5 separate regions of the Homo sapiens genome follow, and all the other regions are linked to region 3. A link is a contact called in ENCODE Hi-C or POLR2A ChIA-PET data. All regions are on one chromosome and are shown on one strand. Each heading gives the region's core, a stretch centred on a gene start or an enhancer-like site at or near the end of the contact. The rest is flanking DNA. Distances are from core to core; before and after follow the strand shown. Region 1 holds the start of MAP4K2 (mitogen-activated protein kinase kinase kinase kinase 2). Region 2 overlaps EHD1 (EH domain containing 1). Region 3 holds the start of FKBP2 (FKBP prolyl isomerase 2). Region 4 holds the start of ZNHIT2 (zinc finger HIT-type containing 2). Region 5 holds the start of EHD1 (EH domain containing 1).

The links. A loop is a pair of places that touch in the nucleus more often than their neighbours do. ChIA-PET counts read pairs that join two places held with the same protein, here RNA polymerase II (POLR2A). Pooled maps may share reads with other maps.
Region 1: a loop to region 3 is called in a pooled map, with 8 times the contacts of the local background. The contact joins the promoter of MAP4K2 here to the promoter of FKBP2 in region 3. A Hi-C loop is called at or near these places in 5 of 50 pooled maps. POLR2A ChIA-PET finds 5 or more read pairs at or near these places in 2 of 52 experiments (CD4-positive, alpha-beta T cell and HEK293).
Region 2: a loop to region 3 is called in a map with no recorded cell type, with 3 times the contacts of the local background. The contact joins the enhancer-like site here to the promoter of FKBP2 in region 3. A Hi-C loop is called at or near these places in 2 of 37 single-sample maps with no recorded cell type and 6 of 50 pooled maps. POLR2A ChIA-PET finds 5 or more read pairs at or near these places in 1 of 52 experiments (OCI-LY7).
Region 4: a loop to region 3 is called in a pooled map, with 5 times the contacts of the local background. The contact joins the promoter of ZNHIT2 here to the promoter of FKBP2 in region 3. A Hi-C loop is called at or near these places in 6 of 37 single-sample maps with no recorded cell type and 9 of 50 pooled maps. POLR2A ChIA-PET finds 5 or more read pairs at or near these places in 1 of 52 experiments (activated T-cell).
Region 5: a loop to region 3 is called in a map of gastrocnemius medialis, with 2.4 times the contacts of the local background. The contact joins the promoter of EHD1 here to the promoter of FKBP2 in region 3. A Hi-C loop is called at or near these places in 1 of 168 maps with a recorded cell type or tissue (gastrocnemius medialis), 8 of 37 single-sample maps with no recorded cell type and 11 of 50 pooled maps. POLR2A ChIA-PET finds 5 or more read pairs at or near these places in 1 of 52 experiments (OCI-LY7).

Annotation. Positions count from the first base shown.
Region 1 is chr11:64,801,964-64,804,463 of GRCh38, reverse strand. It overlaps MAP4K2 (mitogen-activated protein kinase kinase kinase kinase 2), which reads left to right and starts at 1,250. Exons shown (of 32, transcript NM_004579.5): 1 at 1,250-1,410; 2 at 1,522-1,579; 3 at 1,811-1,901; 4 at 1,981-2,045; 5 at 2,343-2,398. The coding sequence starts at 1,315. MEN1 (menin 1) reads left to right here. Exons shown (of 10, transcript NM_001370259.2): 10 at 1-948. The coding sequence ends at 130. RefSeq lists silencers at 1,111-1,290, 1,441-1,620.
Region 2 is chr11:64,857,386-64,860,085 of GRCh38, reverse strand. EHD1 (EH domain containing 1) reads left to right here. Exons shown (of 5, transcript NM_006795.4): 3 at 1-162. Among named protein-coding and RNA genes, the nearest start is that of CDC42BPG, 14 kb to the right of the region's middle. RefSeq lists an enhancer at 1,070-1,139. Within about 2 kb of position 1,310, at least 20 of the 41 ENCODE cell types and tissues checked have a DNase peak (open chromatin) inside an H3K27ac peak, as active enhancers do; they include OCI-LY7, where a contact is called at or near this core.
Region 3 is chr11:64,239,826-64,242,525 of GRCh38, reverse strand. FKBP2 (FKBP prolyl isomerase 2) reads right to left here and starts at 1,431. Exons shown (of 6, transcript NM_004470.4): 1 at 1,394-1,431; 2 at 1-142. The coding sequence starts at 138. It overlaps LOC114841035, which reads right to left and starts at 1,431. Exons shown (of 6, transcript NM_001370414.1): 1 at 313-1,431; 2 at 1-142. The coding sequence starts at 1,246. The coding sequence ends at 449. RefSeq lists silencers at 233-472, 503-1,522 and enhancers at 621-1,521, 1,803-1,922, 1,963-2,022, 1,522-2,424.
Region 4 is chr11:65,116,253-65,118,952 of GRCh38, reverse strand. It overlaps ZNHIT2 (zinc finger HIT-type containing 2), which reads left to right and starts at 1,252. Exons shown (of 1, transcript NM_014205.4): 1 at 1,252-2,550. The coding sequence starts at 1,300. The coding sequence ends at 2,511. RefSeq lists enhancers at 1,002-1,296, 1,289-1,832, 2,379-2,700.
Region 5 is chr11:64,877,228-64,879,927 of GRCh38, reverse strand. It overlaps EHD1 (EH domain containing 1), which reads left to right and starts at 1,307. Exons shown (of 5, transcript NM_006795.4): 1 at 1,307-1,867. The coding sequence starts at 1,464. It overlaps MIR10392 (microRNA 10392), which reads left to right and starts at 1,319; the gene lies at 1,319-1,405. RefSeq lists silencers at 921-1,480, 1,501-1,550, 2,401-2,470 and enhancers at 2,631-2,700, 2,394-2,700.

The DNA of each region.
Region 1 (2,500 bases), core at 1-2,500, 560 kb before region 3:
CAAGATCAACTCGAGCGCCATCAAGCTGCAACTCACGGCACAGTCGCAAGTGCAGATGAAGAAGCAGAAAGTGTCCACCCCTAGTGACTACACTCTGTCTTTCCTCAAGCGGCAGCGCAAAGGCCTCTGAACTACTGGGGACTTCGGACCGCTTGTGGGGACCCAGGCTCCGCCCTTAGTCCCCCAACTCTGAGCCCATGTTCTGCCCCCAGCCCAAAGGGGACAGGCCTCACCTCTACCCAAACCCTAGGTTCCCGGTCCCGAGTACAGTCTGTATCAAACCCACGATTTTCTCCAGCTCAGAACCCAGGGCTCTGCCCCAGTCGTTAGAATATAGGTCTCTTCTCCCAGAATCCCAGCCGGCCAATGGAAACCTCACGCTGGGTCCTAATTACCAGTCTTTAAAGGCCCAGCCCCTAGAAACCCAAGCTCCTCCTCGGAACCGCTCACCTAGAGCCAGACCAACGTTACTCAGGGCTCCTCCCAGCTTGTAGGAGCTGAGGTTTCACCCTTAACCCAAGGAGCACAGGTCCCACCTCCAGCCCGGGAGCCTAGGACCACTCAGCCCCTAGGAGTATATTTCCGCACTTCAGAATTCCATATCTTGCGAATCCAAGCTCCCTGCCCCAAATAACTTCAGTCCTGCTCCAGAATTTGGAAATCCTAGTTTCCTCTCCTTCGTATCCCGAGTCTGGGACACAAAACTCCGCCCCCAGCCTATGAGCATCCTGAGCCCCGCCCTCTTCCTGACGAAACTGGCCCCGGATCAGAGCAGGACCTCCCTTCCGACCCTCTGGGAACCTCCCAGAGGTCCAGCCCATCTCGGAGCATCCCGGAGGAAATCTGCAGAGGGTTAGGAGTGGGTGACAAGAGCCTGATCTCTTCCTGTTTTGTACATAGATTTATTTTTCAGTTCCAAGAAAGATGAATACATTTTGTTAAAAAAAATATAAAGCGCAAGTCCATGTTTATCTGGGAAATTGGGGATGGGGCGGGGAGTGGAGCGCCCCCTCTTCCCTCTGTCTTCTGGCTCCCGGGACTTTGCGCTCCCTACCTGTGGAGCGCGAGCGACAGTGGCGGCGGAAGGACGTAGGCTCCGCCCCGGCCTTGGGGCTTCCCCGCGCCGCCGAGGGCCCGTCCCGCGGGCGCCTCCTCCCGGACTGGCGGTGGGGCATCCCCGGCGCGGCCCCGCCCCCGGGCCTCAGCCCCGCCCCCGCGGCCTCAGAGCCACGGGCGCCCGCCCCGCCCCGCGCCGCCCCGCGCCGGCTCCGCAGCTCGCGCCCGCCCGCCTGCCGGCCCGCCCGGCGCCGGGCCATGGCGCTGCTGCGGGATGTGTCGCTGCAGGACCCGCGGGACCGCTTCGAGCTGCTGCAGCGCGTGGGGGCCGGGACCTATGGCGACGTCTACAAGGTGCGACGGGACGGGCGGGAGAGCCGGGAGGAGGGTGCCAGCCCCGCACCCCGCGGCAGGATCTAGCCCCCGGCCCCGCCCCCCATCCCGCTTCACCCTCCGCCCCTGCAGGCCCGCGACACGGTCACGTCCGAACTGGCCGCCGTGAAGATAGTCAAGCTAGACCCAGGTGAGGGCCCGGGTCGGGCCTCTGCGCCAGAGGAAGGGCAGAGCGCCCGCGGGCGCGGGGTGCGGGCGGAGGGTTGACGTTTCCGAGACCCCTGAGAGGCGTGCCCCGGGAGGTGCTGTCACCTGCACCTGCCTGGCCCGGAGGGAGGCACTCTGTGCCCATTTTGCAGATGGGGGCACTGAGTCAGGGCAACCCCAGCGCGCCTTCCCCATGATGCTTTGTGCTTCCCAGGGGACGACATCAGCTCCCTCCAGCAGGAAATCACCATCCTGCGTGAGTGCCGCCACCCCAATGTGGTGGCCTACATTGGCAGCTACCTCAGGTGAGGCTGCCTTATCCTCCTGGCCCCAGGCAGCCCCCATGTGACCTGCTTTGTGCCCACCCCAGCTCTTTGTCCCTAGGAATGACCGCTTGTGGATCTGCATGGAGTTCTGCGGAGGGGGCTCCCTGCAGGAGATTTACCATGGTGAGGCCAGGGCTCCAGGCCCCAGCAGGCCCCAGCCTTCCCCCACCCCTACCCCACTGGGGTACCAGAGGGGACTCTGGGCCCTGGACTTGGGCTCCTCTCCACTCCTGCCTGGCTGTGTGACCTTGAGAGAAATACTGTCCATCTCTGGGTTCAGTATCCTAGACTAAACTGGGAGGGGACGTGGCCAACACCGCTTTCATTTAACAGTGCCTGCTGCTTTTCCCACACACGGTAGCCTGGGAGGGTGGGCATGACCCCCGGGCCCCCAAGCCAGCCTCTCCCTTTTCCTTTCAGCCACTGGGCCCCTGGAGGAGCGGCAGATTGCCTACGTCTGCCGAGAGGCACTGAAGGTAGCTGGGCCTGTGAGGTGCCCACACCTCTGGTCTCCAGAAGCTGTGGGCCAGGAGCCCAGATGACCAGCAGGGAGGCGGGTGGAGTGCCTCGGGTGGGGC
Region 2 (2,700 bases), core at 61-2,560, 620 kb before region 3:
GTCTACATCGGCTCCTTCTGGTCCCACCCGCTCCTCATCCCCGACAACCGCAAGCTCTTTGAGGCCGAGGAGCAGGACCTCTTCAAGGACATCCAGTCACTGCCCCGAAACGCCGCCCTCAGGAAGCTCAATGACCTGATCAAGCGGGCACGGCTGGCCAAGGTAGACCCTGGGGTGAGGGGAGCAGCCTATTGCCAGGCAGGGCCATGGGGCTCTGAGACTGGCACTCAGGGCCCCAGGATTGCCCGAGACCCTTCCCAGCTCACTTCACAGGCAGACCTGCACTGCGCTGTTTCCCTCTATAGAAACCAGTCTTTGGTCAGCACCCGCGTGCAGCCTGCTCTTAACTAAGATTCTCTACCCGGCCTCCCTCTAAACCTGTTCTGTTTGTGGTTTATACCCCATCTACTTTCAGGAAGGGTTTGACTGTGCTTACAACACAGAAACAGCACACAGGAAGTTACCGCTGAAGCAAAGGAGGCAGCCTCAGAAATGGAGTGTTGGGGGATAGAGCTCTAAGGCTTGTTGGCTTCCCTCTAGGGTTTTTTGTTTTTGTTTTTGTTTTTGAAGCGGAGACTCGCTCTGTTGCCCAAGCTGGAGTGCAGTGGCATGATCTCGGCTCATAGCAACCTCCACCTCCCAGGTTCAAATGATTCTCCTACCTCAGCCTCCCGAGTAGCTGGGATCACAGGCACGCACCACTATGCCCAGCTGATTTTTGTATTTTTATTAGAGACAGGGTTTCACCATGTTGGCCAGGCTGGTCTCAAACTCCTGATCTCAGGTGATCTGCCCACCTCAGCCTCCCAGAGTGCTGGGATTACCCCTCTGGGGTTTACTGAGCCTGAAGTGCACTCAGCACAGTGCTGGATGCCGGGTACTGGCGGGGAGTGACACACAGCCCCTGTCCACTCCTCAGCCTTCATGGGGAAAGCAGAGCACGCAAACAAAAAATAAACATCAGTTATTTGTGTCGTCTCGGAGCGAGCACAGGCTGCTGCGGGAGCTGGCGCTAGGGGCTGTCCCAGTGGAGTAGAAGGGCTGGGGGGGCCTGGCAGGAGCTGAAGCTTAAGCTGTGACAGGAAGCAGCTCGTGAGGAGACAGGGTGCCAGCCTGCAGCCCGGGGAGCACTGTGCATGGAAGCCAAGGTCACGCTGAGGCAGTGTCAGTTCAGCAGGCCTTGCAGACCATCCTTAGGTCTCCTGGCAGCCCAGGCCTGGTGGCACCTATCAGCAGCCTCTGAATGGCCAAAGGGTTTGGAATCTCAGTGGCTGACCAAGTACTTGAGTGAGAGCCGGTGTGGGTGGGGCCAGGAAACAAAGGTTAATGCCACCAGCGGGCCCTTCCAACACAGAATGACAGAACACATGCCCTTGGCGTGTCTGACTTTGGATAGCACCCTATCGTGAGCCAGCCTAGACGAGTCACCATGAGTGACAGTCCCGGCTGTGGTTGGGGTTGACCCCGTGGACAGGAGTGTTTGACACAGATTGTCTGAACAGCTGAGAAGTGACCAAGCCCACATTTGTATCAGCAGGGCACCTAGCTATTCTTTCAGGCTCTTAGCACAGGGCTCGGTTGTTTCAGAAATAGGCTCCAGCCAGGCATGGTGGCTCATCCTGTAATTCCAGCACTTTGGGAGGCCAAGGTGGGTGGGCGCATCACCTGAGGTCAGGAGTTCGAGACCAGCCTGGCCAACATGGCAAAACCCCATCTCTACTAAAAAAAATACAAAAATTAGCCGGGCGTGGTGGTGCGTGCCTGTAATCCCAGCTACTTGGGAGGCTGAGACAGGAGAATCACTTGAACCCAGGAGGGAGAGGTTGCAGTGAGCTGAGATCACACCACTGCACTCCATCCCAGGTGGCAGAGCAAGACTCTGTCTCAAAAAAAAAGAAAAGAAATAGGCTCTGGCCAGGCATGGTGGCTCACGCCTGTAATCCCAGCACTTTGGGAGGCCAAAGCAGGAGGATCCCTTAAGGCCAGGAGTTAGAGACCAGCCTGAGCAACCTAGTGAGACCCTGTCTCTATTTAATTTAAAAAAAAAAAAAAAAAAAAAGGCCCTTGCCGTAGCTCCTATCTCCAGGCCAGCCAGGCCGGAGCGTGGCTGGGGAACTGTCCTGCCTGCCAAGCCAGGCCCTTTGGTGATACGTCCCCAGTTCTTCAACAGAGCAGGGTGCTTGCCCCCACCTCATGGCATGCAGGGGGTACCAGGGTAGACATCATGTGGGCATGAAGGCTTCAGTGACAGATGTGCCTGTGGCCAGGGTCACAGTCCCCTGATCTCCAGAATATAACTGAGGACTGAGGATGGGCACTTCCTGGGGAGCCCATGTCCCTGCCTGCTCAGAGGCATGGAGACTGCAGGCGTTGAGCACAGTGGCCCTCGTACCCACTCTGTCTGGAGGCCAGTCAGAGGGCATGTGGGTGCTACCTGGTCTGAGCAGTGAGAACTGACCCTTCATCCTTTGCCACCACTGTCCTCCCATTGTGCCCCAAGTACCCTGGGCCCCACCTCACCCTGTAGATGAGGAATTCTCATTCTGGCCTGAACCTCCGTGAGCTGTGTGCACGGGCGTGGGTCAGATGCCGGCTCTGGAGGACAGAGGGCTGCGTGTTTTTCTTATTTTTAATTTTATTATTTTATTTTTTGATTTTTTTGGAGATGGAGTTTCACTCTGTTACCTAGGCTGGAGTGCA
Region 3 (2,700 bases), core at 182-2,681:
CGATTTGATGGGACAGTGGTCCACCCGCTTCTTGACCCCGATCTGCAGCTTCCTTTTGCCCTCGGCCCCCGTGGCCGTGGCCACGGCGCTCAGGCAGATGGACAGTACTGTCAGGACCCGGAACCAGCTCAGCCTCATGTCTCTGTGGGCACAGACCCCGACCGACCGACTGAACGTGGGGGAGGGCAGGGAGAGTATGGAACACGGGTAGGTAACAGGAGGGTTCCACCGCCACTGTATCTTCCTTGCCCCGGGGGATCCCCTTTGTCCCGGGTCACCGCCCTCTCCCCCGGGCTCCGGGGCCACACTTACCAGTCCAGTGAGAAGGGGGCTTGGCCGAGGACCCCAGCAGCGGGGGGAGGGGGTCAGGGGAGGCCACAGCAGCCAGGGACCCGCCCCTTTGCTCACCCCCATACCTTCCCTCCCTCCCAGTCCCCACCTCCGCTCTTCAGTTCCCGCCTGTCCCTTTACGCAAAGTCCAGACCCTATCTGGCTGCACTGCAGTTGCCCCGACTGGGCGGCCCCACTCACGCCACACCCAGCTGCCCCCGGTCCAGCACACCAACACCTCTGCGGCCGCTGCAGGGGGCCGGCCCCGAGGCACCCACACATCCCCACTGGGTGGCTCCGAGGAGCCCGGGTCCTCGGGAGATACCCCCCAGCCTGGCCCTGTGCTTCCGCCCGGGGCGCCGCCCCAACTCTGAGCCCTTGGGGGTCTCCGGGGCACCCAGACTGGCCCTGTGTCTGCTGGCCGCCGAGCCCGCTCCACCCACACCACCTCTCCCGGTGGAGTTCTCGGCCTACGGCGTCCCCAAGCCCGGCCACCACGGAGACCACCCCCGCGAGGACGCCCGGGGCCATTACTCGGGCCAGGCTCCTCACTTGGCTCCTTGGCACCGCCCTTCGGAGGACGCGGTACCGCCCCCGGGCCTGCAGCCCCGCCTTCGACAGAACTAGACCCCTTTTCCGGAGCCGTAGCCACGCCACTCACCGGCTGAAGCCCCGCCCCCAGCGCCTCCGCTCCGTCCCCCTCTGCTTCCGACCCCGAGGCTCCGCCTTTCACCTCCTCCAGCTCCTCCTTCAAGAGCCAGGCTCCGTCCCCCGACCCTCCTAGCTCCGCCCCCCGCCGCCGGGCTCCGCCTTCCACTGGCACCAGCTCGGAGGTCCCACCCGTCCCGGTTCCACGTCCCGCCCCGAGTCCCAGGACTCCGCCCCGTGCGGCGTGAGAACCCTCCCCCTGCGGCATCTCCGGACAGCTCCGGCCCCCACCCCCAATTTCCTCGTCACCTAGCTCTCGTTGACACTCGGAGCCCGGTCCGCTTCTGCCCGGCCTGATCCAGCCTGCCCTCTTGCACCCCGGCTCCCCCCAGCCCGGGCTGTGGCCCCCGCTCACCTCCTCGCCGCGCCCCCGGAGTCAACCCCGGTGGTGCTGCCGCCTCTGCGCAGGCGCGTCCTCGTCGCTACCAGGCCGGGCCACGCCGCCCTCCCTTATTGGACCGTGCGAAACCCGCGGCCACACGCCCGCTGGCACGGGTCTTTCCCGAGCCCCGCCCCCGCGACGCCGCTGCCCTGCGTCACTTCCGGCGGAGCGGTAGTCTGTAAGGTTAGGTGAAAGTGACTTCCGAAAAGGCCGGAGACACTTCCGGCCGAGGTGATAGTAAGGTCAGGCGGGCGTGGGTTCCCGGAGGGGGTCTTGAGGCGCCATTTCAAGTCGCCCCCAGCCTCTCCCACAGCACTCCTGTTTTCCCGGGCCTCATCATGGCCCACGGCCCTCAGTCGCTGTGGAGCCTGGGCTTCACAGTGACACTCACGTTTGAACTCCCGGTCGGCTGTGTGCTTGGTAGAATTTGTCATCCAATACAGGCGTGTAACACGGGCTTGATGACACCCACCCCACAGGGCCCCTGCAGGACCGAGATGATGTCCAATGACAAGCCCTGGCTTCCAGCCAATGCTCCTGCCCACATCTCTCTCCCAGGAGCCAGGCTTACCTCTACCTGTGCACCTGGGCTGTGACTCATGACTGGAATGATCTGGCTGGGCCTGTTCCCCCACCAGACTTATTTTCAGGCGCCCCAGCAGCCACCAAACATCTGTCAACTGAAGTAATGAACCTGCAGTTGAGAGGCAGCTAAACCTAGGTTGAAGGTTAGGGAGACAGCTGAGTTGAGGTCAAATCCCCCCGGCCAGTTAGCCTTTCTGAGCCTATTTCCTCAATTGTAAAAGGAAGACAATCATGATGCTGACCTCAGAATCGAGCGAGGAGAAAGTGAGGAGGTGCATGTGAAGCATTGTGCGTGACTGGTGGGGCTAACTGGGCTCTGGAGGCGGTAGCTCTGGGGCCCTAACCCCTTTCTGCCTCATGCTAATTGACCTATGGCATGTCCAGTGACATCATGACTGAGAAAATGATTTGAAAGTAGTAATCGCTGTCAGGAATTGTCTCCTGGTTCAACCCACTCCTGCCTTAGGCCCACTAAGATCATACCCACATGCTCTGACCCAACACCTCAGAGAAAGCCTCCATTAGGGTGGCTGCCCCTCCCAGTGGCTGCCCAATTGAGTTAACTCTGCCCCTGAATGTCCTGCTTCAGCAGGCAAAGCAGTGGTGCCCAAGGTTGGCCTTTCATCCACCCCAAACCACTCAGCCCTGGGCACTGGAGGCTGCAGGGAGAAGGGTAGGGGCTGGGCTTGGGCTAG
Region 4 (2,700 bases), core at 3-2,502, 880 kb before region 3:
ATGTCTAGGGCTGGGGGCGGGCAGATCCTGCAAGGCCTTGTCAGCCATAGAGAGGAGTTTGGGTTTGAGTCCAAGTGCAATGGAGGGTCGCAGAAGGGTTTTGAGTAACAGATGGATCTCATCTGACTTGTGATCTAATTTCTCTGGCAGGTTTTTCTGGAGGGCTGGCAAGAAAGTTAGGAAAAACACTTAATGTGTTGTCATCCACATGAGGGGTCAGGAAGCTTAGACCACCAGTAGTAGCAGGGATGCAAAGAACACTCACAGTTTGGTTCATCACACCCCCCACTCCACCACAAGAGTGAGCTCTATTAGAACAGGGACCCCCGGCTCCCTTTGATGTGCATTGTGTTCTTGGCACCTAGAATGGGGCCTGCACTTAATAAGATGGATGAATAGTGGTATTTAATGAGAAGATACTTAATGAAAAGAAGAGGCAGTTTTGGAGGAAAAAAATCATAGGAGCTCAGATATTTCTTAAATGCTGCTTTCTATTTATCTTTTTGAGGTGGAGTTTCTCTCTGTGGCCCAGGCTCGCAGGCTGGAGAGCGGTGGCGCGATCTCGGCTAACTGCAGCCTCCACCTCCCGGGTTCAAGCGATTCCCCTGCCTCAGCCTCAGGAGTAGCTGGGACTACAAGCACCCGTCCCCCACGCCCGGCTAATTTTGTATTCTTAGTAGAGACGGGGTTTCTCCATGTTGGTCAGGCTGGTCTCAAACTCCTGACCTCAGGTCATCTGCCCGCCTCGGCCTCCCAAAATGCTGGGATTACCGGCGTGACCCACCGTACCTGGCCCTAACTGTCCTTTTATTTGTCTGTGTCCCCTAGTGCATTTTATTTGTCTGTGTCCAGCGCAGGGATGCATCGCCTCCCGTAGGCTTGGCACAATTAGTGGCCCAGAGTAGGTGCCTAGTAAAGATGGATTTATGCCACAGCACATTGTAGTGCTAAAAAGAGGGTTTTCTCTTTAGATGATCGGGCCACGTTTTGGTGTGACCACTAGGGGGAGACGTGGCACCGGCGAAGCGCTCGCCAGACCCATTTTTTCGCTCCTTGCGTCATCGCATAGGGCGGGGCTCGTACCTGACGCCCGGCTTCTGGGCCTGCTCTCGCCCTACTAGGGAAAGGGGTGGGGCTTGGCTTTCGGGCGTGGGCGGAAATTGCCGAGAATCCTCGGAAGCTTTGCGAAAACACAGCGCGCCGTCGGCCGCGCTGCGAACCGGAAGTAATCGAAGAAGCCCCGGAAGTTTCGAACTACCACCGGCGTGCGTTCGCAGGTAGATCGCGGTGCCAGTTGCCATGGAGCCGGCCGGGCCCTGTGGCTTCTGCCCGGCGGGGGAGGTCCAGCCAGCGCGTTACACCTGCCCTCGCTGTAATGCGCCCTACTGCTCGCTGCGCTGCTACCGGACGCATGGCACCTGCGCAGAAAACTTCTACCGTGACCAGGTGCTGGGAGAGCTCCGCGGTTGCAGCGCTCCTCCCAGCCGCCTAGCAAGCGCCCTACGCCGGCTGCGTCAGCAACGCGAGACCGAGGACGAGCCTGGGGAAGCAGGCCTCAGCTCCGGCCCGGCGCCCGGCGGCCTATCGGGACTCTGGGAGCGGCTGGCGCCGGGCGAAAAAGCTGCCTTCGAGCGGCTGCTGAGCCGCGGTGAGGCCGGGCGGCTGCTGCCTCCATGGCGGCCGTGGTGGTGGAACCGCGGAGCCGGACCGCAGCTTCTGGAGGAGCTGGATAATGCCCCGGGTAGTGACGCCGCGGAGCTGGAGCTCGCCCCTGCGAGGACCCCGCCGGATTCTGTGAAAGATGCCTCCGCCGCGGAGCCCGCGGCCGCCGAGCGGGTTCTTGGAGATGTCCCGGGGGCCTGCACGCCCGTCGTACCCACCCGCATCCCCGCGATAGTCAGCCTGAGCCGCGGCCCAGTCTCGCCGCTCGTGCGCTTCCAGCTGCCCAATGTGCTGTTCGCCTACGCGCATACTCTCGCCCTGTATCACGGCGGTGACGACGCGCTGCTCTCTGACTTCTGTGCCACACTGCTCGGCGTTTCCGGAGCCCTGGGTGCCCAGCAAGTCTTCGCCTCTGCGGAAGAAGCCCTGCAGGCGGCAGCCCACGTGCTGGAAGCAGGCGAGCACCCGCCGGGGCCCCTGGGCACACGAGGGGCTATGCACGAGGTCGCCCGCATCCTGCTGGGCGAGGGCCCGACCAACCAGAAAGGCTACACGCTGGCAGCACTGGGGGACCTGGCACAGACCCTGGGCCGTGCCCGGAAACAGGCCGTGGCTAGAGAAGAGCGAGATCATCTTTACCGGGCCCGGAAAAAGTGCCAGTTCCTCCTGGCCTGGACCAACGAAAATGAGGCGGCCCTCACACCCCTGGCCCTAGACTGCGCCAGGGCTCACCAAGCCCATGCTGTGGTAGCCGAGGAGGTGGCCGCCCTCACTGGGGAGCTGGAGCGGCTTTGGGGAGGCCCCGTGCCACCTGCCCCAAGAACTCTCATTGAGGAGCTCCCTAGCTGAACGGGTTACCCTGGTCATTAATAAAGCTGTGACTGGTCAGCCCTGTTGCTTGTTTCTGAGGGATAGCTATTGTCCCACCAGACCCCAGATTCCTGGGCCCACAAGCCACTGCTCAGCTTCTCCCTGATCAGTGCTGACCCAGCCAGTCCTAGGGGAGAGAAGTGCACCAAGGGTTCCCAGTGTTTATCC
Region 5 (2,700 bases), core at 58-2,557, 640 kb before region 3:
TGCCTCTTCCTCTTAGCCTACCAGCCCAAGTTATCCCCTGATACAGGCCCCTAGCCCTCCAGGCTTCCACATCTCCCAGAAGCGAGGAAGTTGGACCTGAGGCTTTCAAAGTCGCAGGTTCAATTCAGATCTCTTTAAGAGCCCCCAGGGTCCTGCTACCACAGGTTGGTGTCTTGATACTGGTTACATAACAATCAGTCCCCAAAGCTCTGACATCACCCACTGAAGATTCTCACCAGCCTGGACAGCCAAAGGGGTCTGTGTGTGGCCGGGGAGGATGGCGGGGGAGTGAGCCCCATGGAACAGCCAGGAACTGGTAAGGGGAGGTAGGGCACAGATCCCAGTAAATGATGGTAAATGGTGGTGACCCCGAGAGGAAAGTGGAAGTATTTGGGTTTTTAAACTTCCCCCTAAATTCCCACAAGATTTCATTGTTGCCCCCACACTTCCCCTCTTCCCCACATAGGGAATTTCCGATTTCACTTCCCAATACGCAAGTGGCCAGAGAGCCTCAACTTCCTCCTCATGCCCTCCCTGCCTTGCCCCAGCTATAGCCTTTGTGGGGAAGCCTTCTCTTCTCCCGCGCGAGTCCGGTGTCACCCATGTCCTCCCTCGCTTGCGTCCCTCTCCCATTCCCACCCCGTCGGCCTGAGGGGAGGTCAGGCCTCTCGCTGCCCATTTTTCTTTCCCCAGTCACCAGCCCGCCCCGGATTCTCTACTCCCTCAGCTTGCTCTGCTACCACTTTCCTGTCTCTCCCTCTCCCAAAGCAGATAAAAGATGAGGGGACAAAGACAGTGTGTGTCTGGGAAGCTGGGCTGAGAGGAGGAGGTGCCGCCGCCTGGGGGTACTCCGATGCTTCCGGGGATTCCGAGCCAGCTGGAGGACCGCACGTGGCGAACGGCGGGCGCGGCGCGTAGTCAGGGAACCAGGGTGCCTGACTGGGTGTCTCGTGGAGCCATCCCGCGGGGGTGTGGGGGGGCCACGGTGCCGGAAGGCGCGCGGCCCAGAGGCCGTCTCCGCCGAACGCCCGCTCCTCGCCTTCCTAACCGCAGCACTTTCGCGAGCCTCCCTACGAGGGGCGGGGCGAAACAGGTGCGGTTGCCACGGCACCCGGACCACAGCCTCGCGAGATTTGGAATCAGCCAATGGGGGCGGGGTAGGGGAAGACGTGGCACCAGTCGGAGGGGCGGGGCTGGGAGGGGCTCCTCCCTACCGCCCCCAATTCCGCCCTGCCCCCGCCGCGGCGGCGCTAGCCGCCACTGAGGGACCGACCCTATAAAGGCCGCTCCGCGAGGGGTGCGCAGCATTCGGCAGAGGGCGCTTCGACGGGCTGGGCTGTGCGCCTGCGCAGTGTGGGTCGCTCCCGATTCCCTGCCCCGGCCGGCCCCGCCTCGGCTCCGCACCCTCGCCCCGCTCTCAGCCGCCGCTCTGCCCCGCAGCAGCCAGCCCCGTGTCCGGCAGTATGTTCAGCTGGGTCAGCAAGGATGCCCGCCGCAAGAAGGAGCCGGAGCTCTTCCAGACGGTGGCTGAGGGGCTGCGGCAGCTGTACGCGCAGAAGCTGCTACCCCTGGAGGAGCACTACCGCTTCCACGAGTTCCACTCGCCCGCGCTGGAGGACGCTGACTTCGACAACAAGCCTATGGTGCTCCTCGTGGGGCAGTACAGCACGGGCAAGACCACCTTCATCCGACACCTGATCGAGCAGGACTTCCCGGGGATGCGCATCGGGCCCGAGCCCACCACCGACTCCTTCATCGCCGTCATGCACGGCCCCACTGAGGGCGTGGTGCCGGGCAACGCGCTCGTGGTGGACCCGCGGCGCCCCTTCCGCAAGCTCAACGCGTTTGGCAACGCTTTCCTCAACAGGTACCCACCCATCACTCCAGGGGGCGGGGGGCGCGTCCGGGGCACACCCCTCACTCGGAGCCTGACCCTCCCGTGGCTGTCGCCCCGCCGTCCTTTGTCTCCGAGGCCCCAGTGAGACCCTCAGTGACCACTCCCTGGTCCAAGGGCCCTGCCCCTTCCCAGAGTAAACCCACTGGGGGTCTAAGAGTGGGCGTTGTCGGCTCCCCCAGCTTCTGTCCTCCCCAGAATCTTCCAGGGTAACCACCAAGCCCTCCTGCAGATCCCAGCCCCACTCCCCTCAGCAGCAGGGCCGCAGTAGGAAGCTGAGCCATTCCTGCGCTCCTTTTCTTGGTCTCCACCTCCGTCCCGCAGGCTGGATGCACCTAATTCACGGAAATCAACCCTCCCCTCCCTGTCTTCTTAAGTGTCAATAGCAAAACACAATGAAACTTTTAGCCATTCCCTTCTCTGGTGCGGTGTGGGTCTGCTCTGCCTCCCCTGGGACGGTGGTTTTGTGTAGGAGGGAGGAGGAGGATCGGCTGTGGCTTGCTGACTTTGGGGCAGCCCCTTGGAGGCAGGGGACAGTTGAGGTTCGAACACTTCTCCCAATGGCAGCTCTCAAGAGGTCAGTGCTGCCCTGAGGGGTTTCAGGAAGCAGGATGAGGTGGTGGCAGTGGGAGCCCTGCAATGAGATTCTGGCCCTAAGCCCTTCTGTGCACTGAGGGACAGAATCTGAGGTTCCTTCACCCACTTGGACCTCACTTTTCCAGTTAAGTGGCCTCTGCACGCGAGGAGAGTGAGCTCCAGGACTCTGCCTGTCTCAGTGCTGTGAATGAAACACAGTGCTCCCGCCC